Linked DNA regions of Homo sapiens: region 1 is linked to region 2. A link is an interaction called in ENCODE POLR2A ChIA-PET data of the cell type or tissue named here. Cell type or tissue: PC-9. All regions are shown on one strand. Links, peaks and the distances in the headings refer to the core of each region. The heading gives the core; the rest is flanking DNA.

Region 1 (4,397 bases), core at 331-4,330, 58 kb after region 2:
AGAAAAAAAGAATAAAAAAATACTAACTCTGAGGTTCAGAGTTATTTTTATTTTTAGTTATTTATCTATTTATTTTTTGAGACAGGGTCTTGCTCTGTTGCCCAGGCTGGACTACAGTGGTGCAGTCTTGGCTCACTGCAGCCTTGACCTCCCAAGTTCAAGCGATCCTTCTACCTCAGCCTCCCAAGTAGCTGGGACTACAGGTGTGCCACAACACCTAGCTAATTTTTTTTTTTTTTGGTTGAGATGGGGTGTCATCATTTTGCCCAGGCTGGTCCTGAACTCATGGGCTCGAGAGATCCACCTGCCTTAGCCTCCCAAAGCACTGGGAATACAGGCCTGAGCCACCATACCTGGCCAGAGTTATTTTTAATACATTTTCTTTTATTAATATTATTGTTTATAATTTTACTTTTCGCATTTAGGTCTTTCTCCAGTTGGATTTTTTTTAAATGTTGTATCAAGTAGGAGCCCAACTTAACTTCTTTCCAAAACTGTGAACCGCTCTTCCTGACACTCTGTACTAAGCAACTCATCCTTCCCTCACTGATTTGTGATGTGTCTATCCCGTGCTGCATTCCCTTGTAGTTTTTAAATTCAGACTTGTTTTTGTTTACTAAATTTATATATGCATGTCTACATCTGTCCCTAGTCTCTTACACTGTTTCTTCAGCCTGTTTATCCCTATGCCAATTACACACTGCTTTTACTATTATGACCTTGTCATCATAGTTTGATTATCAGCAGAACAAATGTTGCCTCTTTGTTTTTCCTTTAAAATTGGATTTGCTATTTGTGGATCTCAATTCTTCTCTACAAATTTTATAATCAAGTTGTTTAATTCTCCAAAAACCCTCCTGGAATTTAATTAAATGTAGAAATTCATTTGGGGCTAATAGGCATCTTTCCAAGATTAAATCATCTCAAACATGGATATAGTACTTCTATTTATTTAGGTCTTTTATATAATGGCCTTTAGTAAAGTTTACTTTTTTTTTTCCTTTATGCTCTTGGGCCTTCTTTGTTATGTTAATTCTTAGGAACTTTGTGGTCTTCATTGCCATTATCAGAGGCAAGTTTATTCTCCTTTCCAGGATCCTGGGAGGGGCTAGAAAAGTGCCTCTATCATTGTAAAAGTAAAAGTAAAGTATTTTAACTACAATTTAAAAAGTAAAGTATTTTACTTTTAATTAAAAAGTAAAGTATTTTAACTACAATTGGTTAAGGCTGCTGTCTCTTTCCATCCCAAGTTCCCCTCCATAACATCTCCCCTAAACGTCGGACAGCACTGGAGTGATCACAAGTGCTTTGGAGCTCCAGCTAAGAGGAATTTGAGATGGGGATACACTAACTTGGGGTTGATGGGATGTATTTATGTGCCTCAGGATCACATCCAAGTCTCGTTAAGTCACGGCTAGATGTCTTGGTGTCAGAGTGACTTTCAGAAATTCCTGGAATTCATTCCAGCCACTCTCCTGACTCACTGGATATCTGAACATAAAAGTGCAAAGATAGCATTTAATTTTTTTAATGTTGCTTTTCTGTTGTCATGCTCATTATATTTTTCAGTTTTTAGAAATTATAATTAGTTGTGATTTCTATCTCTAAATAAACATTTATTTTATACCTAATTTGAATCTGTAGTTTTATTTTATTTTTCTGAAAGACAGCTCCCCAAATTGCACAATCTTCCACTCCTCCAAACTCGGATTTGAGCCAGGCCTGGTGGGTCACACCCATAATTCCAGCACTTTGGGAGGCTGAGGCAGGCAGATCTTTTGAGGTGAAGAGTTTGAGGCCACCCTGGACAACATAGTGAGATCCTGTCTCTATTAAAAGAAAAAAAAAAGACACCTGGATTTGTCCATGGATATTATCAATGATATTAATGTTTTCTGTATTCAAATTTCTATTTTGATTTAGAATCCGGCAACCTTACTAAACTCTCTGAATAGTCCTAAAAGTTCATCTGTTGACTTGTTTGGGTTTTCTCATTAAATTATTGTATCATCTGCAAATAGTGACTATTTTATCTTTATTTCTAATATAATATATATATATTAATACAGGGTCTTGCTCTGCCACCCAGGCTGGAGTACAGTGGCACCACCTCGGCTCACTGCAACCTCCACCTTCCGAGCTCAAGCGATCTTCCCACCTCAGCCTCCCGAGTAGCTGGGATTACAGACTACAGGCACATACTACCATGCCCAGCTAATTTTTGTATTTTTTGCAGAGATGGGGCTTTGCCATATTGCCCAGGCTGGTCTCCAACTCCTGGGCTCAAGCAATTTGCCCACCTCAGCCTCCCAAAATGCTGGTATTACAGGCATGAGCTACCACACCTGGCACCAATATTATATTTTTCATTTCTTTTTCTTGACATATTGCATGGGTCATGACCTTCATTATTCTGTTGAACAGCATAGCAGTGACAGTGGATGTTACTTTCTTGTTCCCGACCTTAATAAGAATACATAAAAAGTGTCTTCTTTAAGCATGATGTTTGCTGCAGGGTTTTGTTAGCTAATTTTTATGAAGTTAAGAAAGCTCCTAGTTTCCTTAGAGTTTTTTAAAAGCTCAACTTTTAGTGTTGAACTTTATCAGAAGTTTTTTGCATCCGCTCAGGAGACCCTATAATTTTTCTCTTTTATTCCTTTAAATCAGGGTTGACAAAATGTAGGCTGTAGACCAAATTGGGTTGCTGCCTGTTTTTCACAATGCTTAACTGGAACAGAGCCACACCCATCATTTACATATTGTTTATGGCTGCTTTCACACTACAGTGGAAGAGTTGCATAAGGAGACAGACACCAGCTAGCCCACAAAGCCTAAATGATTTATTATCTGGCCTTCAACAAGAAAAACTTGTCTAACTTCTGCTTTAAAGTGATGGATTACATTGATATACTATACTTTCTAATACTGAACTACTTTCACATTACTGAAATAAATCCTTTCCATTCAGTCTATTTTTTTCATTGTAGCATAAACTACTTCAGGAAATTACACAAATCTTAGATGTACAACTTGATGAATTTCTACATATGTATACACATTTAAATATCACTCAGACCAAGATTCTGAGTATTTCCAGCAATATAGTAGGCTTTCTCATGCTCTCAGCCAGTTTACACTGCCAACCCTCTCACCCTCAAGGTAACAATTCTGAACTCCCTCGCTACAAATCCATTTTCCTATCTTAAAATTCTTAGGAATGGAATCATATAGTATGTGGTCTTGTGTGACTGACTTTTTCACTGAACAGTAAGGATCCAATTATACTATGTATGTCAGTAGTTAGATGTTTCATGTTATTTAGTATTATATTATTTGAAAAATTATGTATTAAAAATAGTTTTAGATTCAGTTGATACCTTACTGAAGCTTTTTATACCTATATTTGTAAATAAAAGTGGCCTAGGCCGGGTGCAGTGGCTCACGCCTGTAATCCCAGCACTTTGGGAGGCCTAGGCGGGCGGATCACAAGGTCAGTGGTTTGAGACCAGCCTGGCCAACATGGTGAAACCCCGTCTCTACTGAAAATACAAAAATTAGCTGGGCGTGATGGCGGGCACCTGTAATCCCAGCTACTCGGCGGGGCTGAGGCAGGAGAATCGTTTGAACCCAGAAGGCGGAGATTGGGTTGCAGTGAGCCAAGATCATGCCATTGCACTCCAGCCTGGGCAACAAGAGCGAAACTCCATCTCAAAAAAAAAAAAAAAAAAAAAGGGGGCCTAACATTTCCTTTTTATATTGTATCTTTTTCTTTTTTGGAATCAAGTTTATACAAGTTATATCAAGTTCATGAAACAGCCTGAACAGCTTTCCTTCTTTTCTATTTCTGCAACAATTTGTGTTACATACCAATTAGTTGGGTTTTTTTCTTCCTCTACCTCAGCTTTATTGAGGTATAATTGGAATATGAAACACTGAACATATATAATGTGCATAATTAGCTGTCTCTTCAAATTTTGGTAGACCTTACCTATAAAATATCCTGAGCCTTTGGACTTTCAAGGTGGCAGGGAGATTTTTATAATTACCATTTAAATCTGTCTATTTTGCTATTAGTTTTCTGTTTATCTTGTATCAATTTCAGCATTATATATTTTCCAGAAATTTGTGCATTTCATCTAGGTTTCCAATGTATATAGTTGTATATGTGTATAATTTTTCTAGTATTATTTTATGTTTTAAAATATTAGTTTTAGCCCCTGTTTAATTCTGTAGTTTGGTTATTTGAAATGCTCTCTTGTGTTCTTGATGTTTCTTTTATCAGCATTTTTAAGAAGTTTATTTTGTGAGTGTTTTCAAAAAAAATTTGTTTTTACTCATCATTCTTATTGTTTTTGTTTTTCTTGATATCGTTCTCTACTTCATCAACTTCTGCTCTT
Region 2 (4,397 bases), core at 226-4,225:
AGGGACAGTGTTACAATCGCTTTCCACCACCTCACTGTCAGCATCACAGGGCCAGAATCCACACGTGCCCTCAGCAGCTGGCCCTGAACGTAGACCAGCTCTCAGGCATGGAGCTTGCCTGCTGCATCATCTTTTTATTTTTTAATTTAATATTTATTTAATTTTTTTTAACCTTTTTGGGAGAGTGTCTCACTATGTTGCCCAGGCTGGTCTCAAACTCCTGGGATCAAGCCATCCTCCCACCTCGGCCTCCCAAAGTGCTGGGATTCCAGGCCTGCGCCACCATGGCCGGCCTGCACCATCCTTTTAGCCCACAGAGAAGAACCTTAAGTGGAGAGTGAGTGGATTTTAGCCAGGCAAGAAGGGACAATAATGTTCTTGGAATGGCATCTACAAAAGGCCAGTTGTGAGAGAAAGCATTTTCTGGACAGAAAAGTGAAAAAGCGTTATCAGTAAAAGGAAGGGAGTAGCAGGAGATAAAGCCAGCAGTAAAGGAAATCAGGTTAGATCTGGAAGAAACTTGCAGGCCAGCTGAAGGGACTGAAATGCATCCTCTATACAAAAGGAAGCCATTGATAACATTCTTGTATACAAAATATATAAAGAAGTCTAATAACTCAGCAGTTAAAAGACAAATCACTGGCCAGGGGCAGTGGCTCACACCTGTAATCCCAGCGCTTTAGGAGGCCCATGCAGGTGGATTGCTTGAGGCCAGGAGTTCGAAACCAGCCTGACCAACATGATGTAACCCTGTCTCTACTAAAAATACAAAAATCAGCCAGGCATGATGCACACCTGTAATCCCAGCTACTTGGGAGGCTGAGGCAGGAGAATCACTTGAACCTGGGAGGTGGAGGTTGCAGTGAGCTGAGATTGCACCATACCCAGCCAAGGGGCTCCCCCTGCCTCCCCAGAAGGGAAGCTGAAGGGTAGCTTGTCCTCAATGGTCTTGGGCATTGGTTTCTGTTCGTGGTGCATCTGCCTCTGCAGTGGACTACCTGTGGGTGGACTAATCTGTAGTCTGTTCTCCAGACATGGCCACCCCGTAAAGTTGTGCAGACTGTACTCTGTACAGAGGGGGCTGCTGAGATGGTGAAAGAAACTGAAATCCAGCCTGTGCTCTTGTCAAAAAGCAAAGGCATCTTATAGAGGCAGCAGCCCTTACCACTCCCCCAGCTCCTCTGACACAGGTCCCACCTCCTAGGCCAAGACTGGGGCAAGGAAACCAAGGCACTCACCGCAGGCACAGAATGTAAGGTATAGCCCCAGAACTCAGCAATTGGGCTGGGTGTGGTGGCTCACACCTGTAATCACAGCACTTTGGGAGGTTGAGCCAGTGAGACTGCTTGAGCCCAGACGTTCAAGACCAGCCTGGGCAACATAGCAAGACTCCATCTCTACAAAAATTTTAAAAAATTAGCCACACATGGTGGCACGTGCCTATACTCCCAGCTACTTGGGAGGCTGAGGCAAGAGGATCGTTTGAGCCCAAGATTTCAAGGCTGCAGTGAGCCATAATCACACCACTGCACTCCAGCCCCAGCAACAGAGCAAACCCCTGTCTCTAAATAAATAAATTAAAAAAATTTTTTTTAAATGAGAACAATATATCAAATTTTAGAGGGCGGATCCAACCCTGCACATGGATGATCCCGTCTCATTCACCTCACTCTAATCTTGGCCCTAGTTCCAATAAAATTTTATTCATAAAACCAGGCAGGCCGGGCACATTGGCTCATGCCTGTAATCCCAGCATTTTGGGAGGCTGAGTTGGGTGGATCACAACACAAGGTCAGGAGTTGTTCACAACACAAGTTGATCACAACACAAGACCAGCCTGGCCAATATGGTGAAACCCTGTCTCCACTAAAAAATACAAAAAGGTGGCAGGCACCTGTAGTCCCAGCTACGGGGGAGGCTGAGGCAGGAGAATCATTTGAACCCAGGATGCAGAGGTTGCGGCGAGCTGAGATCGCACCACTGCACTCCAGCTTGGGCGACAGTGCAAGACTCCATCTCAAAAACAAAAACAAAAACAAAACAAAACAAAACCAGAAAAAAAAAAAACAGGCAACAGCTGGGCACTGTGGCACACGCCTGTAGTCTCAGCTACTCAGGAGGCTGAGGCAGGAGGATTGTTTGAGCCCTGGAATTCGAGACCAGCCTAGGCAACACTGAGACCTTGTCTCAAAAAATAAATAAGTAAATAAATAAATAAATAAAAGAATTAAAAATAAAACTAGGCAGAAATCCCATGAGCCATACTTTGCCAATTTTAAGTATTGCATTTAAATATTATTTATCTTGATTGCTGGGCTGCTCCCTTCCTGCTAGCCCTGACTTGTCCCCCTAGTCCTCATCTCTCAGATTGGAGGCCACTCCAGATTTCCTTGGTACCAGCCACAGGCCAGGAACCTGAAGGGAGTTATGGGGAAGGATCAGCTGCAAGGATCTCAGGGCATCGCACTGCCTAAAGGCACCTTCTGCTCCGCTTGTCTGTTCCCTGCTGGTGCAGGATATTATGAGAGTTCCAGAAGGAAGCAGGGCATAAACTGCCTGGGGCTGAGCAGACGCACCTGTGGTCTCTATCACCCCCTGGAGTTCTGACCTCTAAGTGAAAAGAAAAGGAGGCAGAGGTGGAGACCAGACCCAACAGCTCCTTCCAAACAATGGTTCTGCCTGTCTCCTTGGGCTCCCCAATTTCCCAGGAAGCCTTTCCTGCGTGGGGGGGCAACTACCCTCAGGTCTCTGCTCTGTGGTTAACTATTTTCCTCCATTCATCCATCATTTAGTCACTTATTTAATAATCATTGGTCCCTACTACGTGCCGAGCATTTGCTAGATTCTAAAGATACGGAGAAAACCCCACTACTGTCAGAGCAAACAATAAGACCAATGTACACAAATAATTACAGTAATGTTCTGTATATAAAGTGCAAAAAGAAAACCTGTGTGTGCACAGGTTTAGCTGGGGCATGGAAAAGGATATGATTACTTGTCTCTGGAAGCCTCAGAACAAGGGGGTCTGATTTCTCCAAAGAGACAAGGTGTCAATGGATCTTCCCAGCAGAGAGAAGCGCACGCACAAGAACCTGGATGGAGAAGGAGCAATGGAAACAGAAGTGAGAGAACTGATTGAAAGAGAGGCATTGTTATAGCTGGGTAGCAGGCAATCGACATGAGCTCATCTGAGCGTAGGAATAATCGTGCTACCATTTCTATGAGGTTGTTGAGAATATTAAATGAGTTATCTAACCCTTAGCACAGTACGTAGCACAAGGTAATCACAATGTTAACCACTACTACTCATTAAAGCATTGCATGAGAATAAAAGTTTAGTCACATAGATGGATTTTTGCACGTGGAGAAAGGTTGATTTAATCAACACTTAAACACCTACTACATCTGCAGACACTCTATGGTTAACTTTCAGAAATTCAATGATCAGTCCTGAGTTTAAACTAAGCCTTCTTGGAATTTAAAGCTAAACTGTTTCTCTCTTAAGCTCTAGCTCTTGCAAATCAAAATCGCTTTGCCCATAGACTATTGTATCTGCATCTGCCTCGAGTTAAAAAAAAAATCCATTCAGCAACTCAATTGACTTCTTTGTTCTAGGCTGTAGCCGCCCTCCCCAGAGGCATCGATGTCATTGACTCAGTGGGTGCAGGGCTACCAGGCAATAGGAACACGGAGGTTTACTATTTCAAAAACATTATCCAGCCTCTTATGAAACTGGCAAGATTTAGGGATGAAGCTTAGGTAATGGGGATGAGGGAAGGCTTAGATCCAAGAGGTTTAATTTACAGAAGGGTTTGTTTTTGGGGGGTCTTTCTTATTCCTCCCAGGAGGGAATAAATATCCTGCTAAACTGTTCCACTTGATGGAAAATAGGATGCCATATATTTACTGAGCACCTGCTATGTGCCAGGCTCTATTCTCAAAGGGGTTCCTCAAAAAGATTGGGGCAATTCTGCTTCTATAGATTCCACCTGAGGCATCTATCTCATGGGGGCAGGGGTAGAATTGTCCCAGCTCTTGGAAGGTTAGAGAAAAGTTATTGTGTAGCTTGGAATTTAGAAAACAGAGTTTCTACTTCTTCCAGGATTCCTAGCACTCAGAATCTGCCCTTTGGAAAACTGATTCTGCTATTTGTATTTTCTATTTCTATTTTCTAGCTTTTAACAGATACAGTTATATTTGAAAATACCAGCCTGTCTTTGGCAGCGCTAAAAGAACTAAAGAAAGGATTTAATTTCAGCATGAGCTGAAGTTAAAAGGGAAAAACTGTCCCTTACCTCTGGGGAGGCTGGTCCCCAAGGGATGTGAGACCCTTGAGACAGAGAAGTCTTGGCTACTGGGGAGGCCTTGAGAGATGGAGAAAGTAGGTTGGGTTTCTG

Evidence for each region. Peaks named below come from ENCODE experiments on the same cell type or tissue, not always from the same donor. Only the 100,000 strongest peaks of a DNase experiment are listed, where the experiment ranks them.
Region 1: POLR2A ChIA-PET joins it to region 2 with 5 read pairs; 5 of 35 experiments call an interaction of 5 or more read pairs at or near these places.

Annotation. Positions count from the first base shown.
Region 1 is chr11:119,548,934-119,553,330 of GRCh38, reverse strand. No RefSeq gene overlaps it. Among named protein-coding and RNA genes, the nearest start is that of THY1, 130 kb to the right of the region's middle. In PC-9, for the core only: no CTCF peak of the experiment used is centred there; a DNase peak (open chromatin) is centred at 2,800.
Region 2 is chr11:119,607,138-119,611,534 of GRCh38, reverse strand. No RefSeq gene overlaps it. Among named protein-coding and RNA genes, the nearest start is that of NECTIN1-AS1, 100 kb to the left of the region's middle. In PC-9, for the core only: no CTCF peak of the experiment used is centred there; no DNase peak of the experiment used is centred there; H3K27me3 peaks cover 790 bases.